2 separate regions of the Homo sapiens genome follow, and region 1 is linked to region 2. The links are chromatin contacts, found by Hi-C or POLR2A ChIA-PET in ENCODE. All regions are on one chromosome and are shown on one strand. The core of a region is the stretch at or near the end of the contact, and the rest is flanking DNA. Distances in the headings are between cores, read along the strand shown.

Region 1 (4,599 bases), core at 1,716-4,215, 8.4 Mb after region 2:
TGATTTTTGAAACCAAAGCCCAGAAGATGATGTTTACTTCTCTCTCCCTGGCTCTGCCCTTCTTACTGCAAACCATGCTGTGCCTTAGGGCCCTTCTCATAGCTGTTCCTCATGGCCATGACTGGAACAGGGATGCAACCTCTTTCTACACAAGCACAGTTAGTTGGGTGAAGTCTTTTTTTTTGTTTGTTTTAGACGGAGTTTCACTCTTGTTGCCCAGGCTGGAGTGAAGTGGCGTGACCTTGGCTCACTGCAACCTCCAGGCCAGCCTCAGCCTCCCTAGTAGCTGGGACTACAGGCACCCACTACCACGCCTGGCTAATTCTTTGTATTTTTAGTAGAGATGGGGTTTGACCGTGTTAGCCAGGATGGTCTCGATCTCCTGACCTCGTGATCCACCCACCTCGGCCTCCCAAAGTGCTGGGATTATAGGTGTGAGCCACCGCGCCGGGCCGGTTGCTGGCATCTTAATGTTCTGTAGGTGGAATATTTCCAATAAACACAAGGTGCCGTAATTGACTGCTACTCTGGCAAGTGCAGTTTTTGGGCAGTGCACGGGTGTTGGGAACAAGGATCAGGTGTTCACAGCTGTGTCCCAGGGCTGGAGCTCACTGGGGGCCCCCTTAGGGACAGGAGTTCACACATGAAGGCCAAGACTACTTGGGGTGCCAAGGAATCCCCCCGCGGTCCCATCCCACTCTTCACCAGGGTCTCAGGAGGGCCTGAGACAACCTGCGGTCAGGAACCTCGGGGCGCTCTCCAGGGCAGGCTTCTGCATGCTCAGCTCTGACAGCCTGGAGACTCGCTCTCCTGCACCTGCATCCTTGAGATGCCAAGGTTTCCCTGCTAACCACGTGAGGATGCTTGGGGTACTCCAGGGACTGACAAGAGTGAGTGGTGTCAACCTAAAGAGAAACTCAGGCTCTCCAGAATAAATGAATTTAATCAAGAATAACACATAATTGCAATGCAGAGTATGCAAGCCTCAGTGGGTCACAGGCATGTGGTGGGGGGGTGGGGTGGGGATTGAGGAAAGGGGGAATTTTTTTTTTTTGAGACTGGATCTCACTCTGTTGCCCAGGCTGGAGTGCAGTGGTGCAATCATGGCTCACTGCAGCCTCGACCTCCTGGGGCTTAGGTGGTCTTCCCACCTCAGCCTCCAGAGTAGCTGGGACCACAGGTGCACACCACCACACTGGACTCATTTTTTTATTTTTTGTAGAGACAGGGGTTTCACCATGTTGCCCAGGTTGGACTCCTGAGCTCAGGGGATCTGCCCACCTTGGCCTCCAAAAGTGCTGGGATTACTACAGGCATGAGTCACTGTGCCCCGCCCACGGGAAATTTCTTTTTTTTTTTTTTTTTTTTTTTTGAGACAGAGTCTTGCTCTGTTGCCCAGGCTGGAGTGCAGTGGTGCCATCTCGGCTCACTGCAACCTCCACCTCCTGGGTTCAAGGAATTCTCCTGCCTAAGCCTCCCGTGTAGCTGGGACTACAGGTGCCTGCCACCAACCATGCCCTGCTAATTTTTTTGTGTTTTTTGTAGAGACGGGTGTCTCACCATGTTGGCCAGGCTAGTCTTGAACTCCTGACCTCAAGTGATCCACCTGCCTCGGCCTCCCAAAGTCCTGGGATTACAGAAGCCACCGCGCCTGGCCCCAAGGGGAATCTTTTAAAAAAGAGAAGTTCCCATAAACTGCTTTGAAACCATAAAGACCAAAGGTTAGAAGGGTTTGCCGCAGGCGCTCCGTTGCTAATGTTTTTGTGAGGGCTTCTTCAGGGCCTCTTGTTAGAGTGTGACATAAACGACTTCATTTGGGTACCAGCAAGTGTCACAGGGGGCAGAGACCAGCAGAAACCTAAAGATGACCCCTAGAAGAGCAGGAGGCCAGGGGAACAGAGTTAGACGAGCCACGTGCTAAGCAGGACGTCGCTGCCGGGGGAGCTCTCCAGACACGCAGAAATGCCACAGTCAGGACCGTGGGACGCAGCGGATTCGCCCAAGGGCAGGAGCAGCCTGGCCAGGAGAGAATGAAGGAGGGGCCGGGCGTGAGGTTCGGCTGGGGAGAACCCAGGCAGGGAGGGCCTCGGGCGGCCACGGACGCCGCTTTGCCATTTTGGGCGTTTCTGGGGAGGACAACGCGTGCAGGAAGCGCAGTCATCTCAAGCTGACCTCCAAGGTTACCGAGTTCGAGGGCTGGGAGCCGGGTCTGAAAGCCCCGACCCGCCTATGGCGCGGGGACTGTGGGTCCAGCCGGCCGATTGGCCGCCTCGCTCGGCGCCGGTCCAGGCGCAGCGCTCGGGCCCCGGGGACCGTGAGATGCGGCGCAGCCAGCTTAGCTCGGGGTAGCAGCCACCCCAGCCCGGGTGCCGCCCGGCCTGGTCCGCGACTTCGGGAGGGTCCGGTCCTTCCCCCGGCCCCCACGCCTGGGTGAGGCCCTGGGCTTCTTGCCGGTGACCACGCGGCCAGGGTGGGCACCAGCCCAGGACGGCGCCCAAGGGCAGCCCAGCTCCATCCCCGCGCCGCGGGTTCCGGAACCGAGGCGCGGGACGCTGGGACTCTCTGCCAACATGGCGGCCCCGCCCGGGCGCCTCCCCGGGTCCCTAGTGTCTGCGTCTCCCGTGAGGGCGTGGGCAAAGTCGGTGCAGCCAGACGACAGGAGGCGAGAGAAGCCCAGCTCCAGGCCCATGAGGCGAACCACGTGGGAGCCCCAGACAGCGACCACGCCCCAGGCGAACCAAGGCCCGCCCCGTTGCTACAGCTACGCTCGTAGCACACCTGGGCAGGCGCTGCCGGACGCATGCGCAATGAACCTGAGGGCAGGGCGGAGTCGCAGCAGTTGTCTGACGCAGTCGCCGTAGGACGCAGCCCCGTACGCTGGAGCGCAGCGGAGACAGGCGCGGGCGCACTGGCCGCATAGAGACGCAGCGCACGCGCAGTCGCGTATCCGTGTGATGGGCGGGCTGTTGACGGCGCTGCGATGGCTGCCTGCGAGGGCAGGAGAAGCGGAGCTCTCGGTTCCTCTCAGTCGGACTTCCTGACGCCGCCAGTGGGCGGGGCCCCTTGGGCCGTCGCCACCACTGTAGTCATGTACCCACCGCCGCCGCCGCCGCCTCATCGGGACTTCATCTCGGTGACGCTGAGCTTTGGCGAGAACTATGACAACAGCAAGAGTTGGCGGCGGCGCTCGTGCTGGAGGGTGAGGGTCGCGCCGGGCTGACTGGGGCCCGGGGCTGCCGTGCCCGCCGCCCTCCCAGACTGCGGCTCCGAGCGGGACCTGGGCGGGCGGACTCGACTCCCCAGGCGCCGCCCTCTCCACCCCTTCCCCGCAAAAAGGGGCAAATGTGCGTTCCTGGTTGGGGCAGCCGTGGGCGGCTCGCCTGCAGCGGTCTCAGCGGCCCAAATTCTGCGGGGCGGTGGTGGGAAGAGGGCTCAGAGCCCCAGCAGGTTTTCTGGGCTTCGTTCGCTTTTCTGCAAGGTCCTGGCCCAGGCGCCTGCCCCTCTTGGAGCGGAAACCGGAGGTTCCCCGTGGTGTATGCTCCCCTCGGTACAGTGAGAAATGAGCCCCTCTTGATTGGCTCCTGGTCTGTTCGTGGTGGTCTCAGGCCGAAGGGCATTGATAACCACATGCGGACTGTGCATCGCCTGGGCGGTGCCTGGGCTACATCTGTGGGAGTCGCAGGAGTCTTTCTCCACTGTTGATGAAATGTGACAGAAATGTTTCTGCTTTTTTCTTATCCTCGTCTCATCTGCACCACTGTATTAACGACATCTGTAGTATTGTCCCAGCAATGTTCCTACTCCCTGCTGAGAGGGAACTTCTCCCCATTCAAAATAAATAGAGCTGGCCGGGCACGGTGGCTCATCCCGCGTTCCACCCACTACACTCCAGCCTAGGTGTAACAGAATGAGACCCTGTTTCCAAAAAAAAAAAGAAATAGAGCTGAACACTGGATCTTCCAGAAGAATTCCTTATTGTCCTCACAGTTTGTGACAGTTGAGACGTTCCGTGTGATATATTCAGTAAGAAATGTCATTCTCTGTACCTCCCTTAGAAATGGAAGCAACTGTCGAGATTGCAGCGGAATATGATTCTCTTCCTCCTTGCCTTTCTGCTTTTCTGTGGACTCCTCTTCTACATCAACTTGGCTGACCATTGGAAAGGTATCAGAAACACGTGTACTTGAAAACGATATCTGTGTTGAGGGTTGATTGGGCAGAAGCAATCTTGCATTCTACCTTAAACAGCTCCAGGAGGCATATATGGCAACGAATTGGCAAGAAATCAAGATAAAGAGAAAGGTAGAGCTGTATGTAACCACCTGGCTAGAACACAGATGTTAATTTGATGCTGTCTGACTACTTTCTAGGTCTCTGGTGTAAGTACTGATATGTCCAGCCTCCCTTATAGAGTAAGTCAGCTGGTGGGCTTGAACACTCAGCCTAAATAACCACACAAATTTCGTAGCACTCATTAGCGTGTGTTTGGAAAAGACCAGGCAGAGTTCTGGTGAGGATGTGGAGAATCTCTTCTCACTTGGTCTAAGATGCTTCTCTTTGGAGCAAAGCTAAAGGGCTCCTGCCCACCTGCCACATGCT
Region 2 (5,031 bases), core at 2,532-5,031:
AAAGGTGTGAGGGGGTTCATCTAAACCCAAAGAACAGCTCCTGCTGCTTAGTAGGCACTGATGGCATGCCAGAAGCTGTGCCAAGCACTTCTCTATCCTCACAGCCGTATGCTGTGGACATCCCAATTTTACAGATCAGAACAGGAGGCTCAAAGAGATGTGTATGTGTCTGTGGCGGGGGAGATGTTCCAGGCTCTGGAGATTTTTTGGTCTGTGCTTGGGACACTGCAGCACTGTGGGGGAATGCCAGCCTCTCTCTGTTCCAGTCTTTCTGGCGGTGGGGTTCTGTCCTCTTCAAAGGGAGCCGGGGGCCGGGCGCGGTGGCTGACGCCTGTAATCCCAGCACTTTGGGAGGCCGAGGTGGGCAGATCACCTGAGGTCAGAAGTTCAAGACCAGCCTGGCCAACATGGCTAAACCCCATCTCTACCAAAGACAGTTAGCCAGGCGTGACGATGCATGCCTGTAATCCCAGCTACTTGGGGGGCTAAGGCAGGAGAATTGCTTGAACTCCGGAGGCGGAGGTTGCAATGAGCCGAGTTCGTGCCATTGCACTCCAGCCTGGGCGACAAGAACAACAACAACAACAACAAAAAAAAAAACAACCAGAGGGGCCAGGAGGAGAGGAGAGAGGCAAGGGAGGAATTCTGAGTGAGGGGAGAGGCCAAGAAGAGAGAATGCAGAGCTTCTGGTGTTGGAGACGGGGAGAGAGCAGAGTCCTAAGAGTGGGTGAATAACCTCTCAGTGTGCCCCCGGCTCGCCTGTGTTTACTCACACCCCTGGCCCTTTTGCTTTCTCTTTCTCTTCAACTTCCTAGTGTGCTCATATTTATCTTGAGAAGCACTGTGTGGGGAAGGGCAGGAAAAGAGGGGCAGGGAGGTGGCAGGGAGGGTTGGGAGGCCAGAAAGGGAACCTGAAAGCCCACTCCCCCATCAGAAGGCATTACAGGGTTCCCTGGGACCCCTGCAGGTGCTTGGGAAACAGGCAGATAAGGCACTTAGGAGACATTGTGGGTCAGGAGTGACCCTATGGGTCAGGCTTTGAGGATGGAAGCAGCCAGCCCTTGGCATAGTGTTCTCAGACAGACTCAGCCCAGGAGCGGGTCGTGAAATCAATTTGGTGGGGTGTGACCTGCATTTTAAATAGGAAATTAGAATCACATCACCCTTGGTAAGGGTAAGTTTTGGTTTGTGTGTGCTAGGTCATGATGTCAAAAGTACTTCTGACTGTTGGTCACATTAAAAAAACTGAGGCAGGGTGCGATGGCTAACTCTTGTAATCCCAGAGCTCTGGAAGGCTGAGGCTGAAGGATGGTTTGAGCTCAGGAGTTTGAGACCAGCCTGGGCAACATGGTGATACCTCCTCTCTACAAAAGATAAAAACAAAATTAGCCAGGCAAGGTGGCAGTGGTGCTTGCCTGTGGTCCCAGCTACTCAGAAGGCTGAGGTGTAAGAATCCCCAGAGCCCAGGAGGTCAAGGCTGCAGTGAGCCATGGTTCTGGGCGACAGAGAGAGACCCTGTCTCATAATAATAACAACAATAAAAATAGAAAAACTGTTTTAAGGTAAGGGCTTTGTCAATTGCTACTTGGTTTAGAATCTTGGTTCTGTCACTTGCAACAAAGTTTAGTTTATGCTAGGCACAGTGGGTGGCTCATGCCTGTAGTCCCAGCACTTTGGGAGGCCGAGGTGGGCAGATCACCTGAGGTCGGGAGTTCGAGACCAGCCTGGCCAACATGGTGAAACCCCGTCTCTACTAAAAAATACAAAAATTAGCTTGGCATGGTAGTGGGCGCCTGTAATCCCAGATACTCGGGAGGCTAAGACACTCACCGTGCACTGTCTTGAACATGAAAGATGCTGCTTGAGCTTTAAGAGCTGATAGTGGGCCGAGCTCAGTGGCTCATGCCTGTAATCTCAGCACTTTGGGAGGCAGAGGCAGGTGGATCACCTGAGGTCAGGAGTTTGAGACCAGTCTGGCCAACATGGTGAAAACCTGTCTCTACCAAAAAATACAAAAATTAGCAGGGCGTGGTGACTCACATCTGTAATCCTAGCAACTCAGGATGCTGAGGCAGGAGAATCACTTGAACCCGGGAGGCGGAGGTTGCAGTGAGCTGAGATGGCACCACTGCACTCCAGCCTGGAAGACAGAATGAGACTTGGTCCCCTCCCCCACCAAAAAAAAAAAAAAAAAAAAAGAGCCAATGGTAAAGTGTGAGTTCTGGAAGGCAGAATTCCAACCCCAAGTTCTGGTTAAAAATGTCCAAAGAGAGATTTCAGGTATTTTTTTGTTTTTGTTTTAGAGATAGGGTCTTGCTCTGTCACTCAGGCTTCAGTGCAGTGGCTGCATTGGGGCTCATTGAAGCCTGGAATTCCTGGGCCCAAGCGATCCTCCTGCCTTGGCCTCCCAAAGTGTTGGGATAACAGGAGTGAGCTATTGCATGGCCAGGATTTGAAATTGGCCAGCGTATCACTAAAATCAACAAATGGTACTGGCCGGGCGCAGTGGCTCCCGCCTGTAATCCCAGCACTTTGGGAGGACGAGGTGAGTGGATCACCCCAGGTCAGTAGACCAGCCTGGCCAAGGTGGTGAAACTCCATCTCTACTAAAAATACAAAAATTAGCCGGGCATGGTGGCACGTGCCTGTAGCCCCAGCTACTCGGGAGGCCGAGGCAGGAGAATTGCTTGAACCCGAGAGGCAGAGCTTGCAGTGAGCCAAGATTGCGCCACTGCACTCCAGCCTGGGGGACAGAGCAAGACTCCCGTCTCAAAACAAACAAACAAATGCTACTAATCAGGGTTTTTCTGGCTTTTTATGGTTCATGTCTTGGGGTGCTGGAGGGACAGAATGTGGGGCATCCGCATTACTTGAAAAGTATTATTTAAACAAAATGCTTTGGCCCTCCTTAGTGGTTCAGAACTTTGCCTCTCAAGTAGAACTTGTTGGCCCCTTTCATCTCTATGAACAGAACACCGCCTATCGCTTGGGGCTGTTGTGAGGCCTCGGTGAGATAACCGTGCCATGCGCTGCTGAAACTGGCACTTAACGCTCAGTATGATTCTTGCGGGCGCTGGGCACCGCGGACTAATGTGGTACCTCCCTGCCTTCACAGGACTTCGAGTTTAATGTGGCTTCAGTGTCGTAACCTTTATCATTTCATAACAGAAACGGGTTCAGAGAGGAAGGGTGACTTGCTCAAGGGTACAAGCTTGCTGGGCAGGGCTTGGACTAAAACCCAGGAATGGCCCTGCGCGCGGATTACACAGCCTGGGGCTTCGCACACGAGCCCGAGTTTGAGTCCGATCGGCAGTTCCCCATCTGGCATCCAGAATGGGGTGCCCCCTGCTTTCTCCACGAAGTGGAAGGCGCCGAGAGGCCGGGCGGAATTCGGGGCCCCCATACGAGGCCGGGCCTGCACTTTCGGGGTGGTGGGCGCCCCGCTCCCGGTGCCCCGCGGAGCAGGGAAGCCGCTCGCTCACCACGTGACGCGCCGGCCGGGGGCACCCGCGCCTCCGTGCGACGCCCCGCCCACCGGCCTGCCGCGCGCCAGTGTCCTGGGTCGGGCCGGAGAGGGGAGAGCGGGGGAGGGGACGCGGCGCGGGGGGCGGCCGTGCGTCGCCGCGCGCCTTCCTCCCACCTCTCGCCGGGCCCTGTGTCTCCGCGCCGCGACTCCGCCCCCTCATCCCGCCGCCCAGGCCAATGGCGCCGCGGCGCGAGCCTCCCCGGCCGGAGGCGGAGCATCCGCGCGGGGCCTGGCGCGCCTGCGCCCTGCGCCCGCCCCTCGCCGTAGGAGGAGGTGGAGGAGGAGGCGGCTCGGGAGAGCGAGCAGCGAGCTGGCTGGATCGCCGAGCGCGAGTGAGGGAGCCGAGCCGCCCGCCGCCGCCGCCTCCGCCTCCCCTCCGCGAACAGGAGCCCGGGCCGGGGCCCGGCACGCCGCCCCAGCCCGTCCCTCGGCGTCAGGCCGCGAGGGTAGCGCGCGCGAGCGAGCGAGGGGGAGGGAGAGCGAGCGAGCGCCGGGAGGAGGCGGCCGGACCGAGCGGGCGCCCGCGCGTGTGGCGTGAGGGGAAGCCGCTTGCCCGCCCCCTTCGCCTTCCCTTCTCTCCCCCTCCCCGCTCCCCCCCCGACCGCGGAGCAGCACCATGTCGGCGCCGGCGGCCAAAGTCAGTAAAAAGGAGCTCAACTCCAACCACGACGGGGCCGACGAGACCTCAGGTGAGAGCAGCGAGCCCGGGGGCCGGCCCGCGCCGCCATCTTCGCCGCCCGCCCCGGCCCGCAGGCCGCCGGCGGGGCCCGGGGCGCGCGCGGGGGGCGCCGGGCGGGGGGGCGCGGCGCGGCCGGGCGGGGGCCCGCGGACTCGGCGCCCTTTTTTGTGCGCGGCTGGGCTGGGGGCCTGGGTGGCCCGCGCCGCGGCGGCCGCGCTGCGAGGCGGGGGCGCTGCGGCCTGCTCGGCGCGGGCGGAGGAGACCCCCCCTTCCTCTCCCCCCTCCCTCGCTCTCCTCCCCCTCCCTCCCTCCCGAGAAGCCTCTCTTTATTGTGCTCCGCCATGATGCCTCGCTCCCATCAGCCGCCGCCGCCGCCACATGGTGCGGCCGGACGCGGCCCCGCGCCCGACCTCCCGCGCGGTTCCGCTTCGCGCCCGGCCCGCGGCGGCGCCCCCGGCACCCCCGCCCAGAGGCTGGCCCCGGCGGGGCTTCTGCCTGGAGCTCGGGTGGGGTGGGGGCGCGGGGAACACGCGGGCGGCCGCGCGCTGGGCCTTGGCCGGCCGGGAGGATGCTCTGGCCAGCCCGGGCGCACTCCCCACGTGGGGCGGCCGCCCCGTCGCGCCAGCGTGCGGAGAAACCTGGCGCCGCGACCAGTGTATCGGGGGTCTTGGAAATGGCTAAGAAAGCTGGCCTCTGCCTAGGAGGCTCTCGGCAGGGGGGCTGCCAATCCGGGATGGTTACCGGAAATGAACCGCGCGATCTGGCCCTTTCACACCCACTTAGCTTTGTAGGGGGTTTGTAGTCTTTACAGGACAAAAGGGCACCT

What was found. Hi-C counts contacts between places; a loop is a spot of excess contacts on that map. ChIA-PET counts read pairs that join two places held with the same protein, here RNA polymerase II (POLR2A). Pooled maps may share reads with other maps.
Region 1: a pooled map shows a loop between it and region 2 (7-fold over the local background). The contact joins the promoter of MAN1B1 here to the promoter of SET in region 2. A Hi-C loop is called at or near these places in 2 of 50 pooled maps. POLR2A ChIA-PET finds 5 or more read pairs at or near these places in 2 of 52 experiments (WTC11 and activated B cell).

The regions. Positions count from the first base shown.
Region 1 is chr9:137,084,020-137,088,618 of GRCh38, forward strand. It overlaps MAN1B1 (mannosidase alpha class 1B member 1), which reads left to right and starts at 2,966. Exons shown (of 13, transcript NM_016219.5): 1 at 2,966-3,199; 2 at 4,056-4,164. The coding sequence starts at 2,981. MAN1B1-DT (MAN1B1 divergent transcript) reads right to left here and starts at 2,798. Exons shown (of 1, transcript NR_027447.1): 1 at 927-2,798. It overlaps UAP1L1 (UDP-N-acetylglucosamine pyrophosphorylase 1 like 1), which reads left to right. Exons shown (of 9, transcript NM_207309.3): 9 at 1-519. RefSeq lists silencers at 2,320-2,549, 3,100-3,329 and an enhancer at 2,890-3,119.
Region 2 is chr9:128,685,441-128,690,471 of GRCh38, forward strand. SET (SET nuclear proto-oncogene) reads left to right here and starts at 3,782. Exons shown (of 8, transcript NM_003011.4): 1 at 3,782-4,215. The coding sequence starts at 4,143. RefSeq lists enhancers at 499-588, 629-728, 2,079-2,955 and silencers at 3,242-4,151, 4,532-4,651.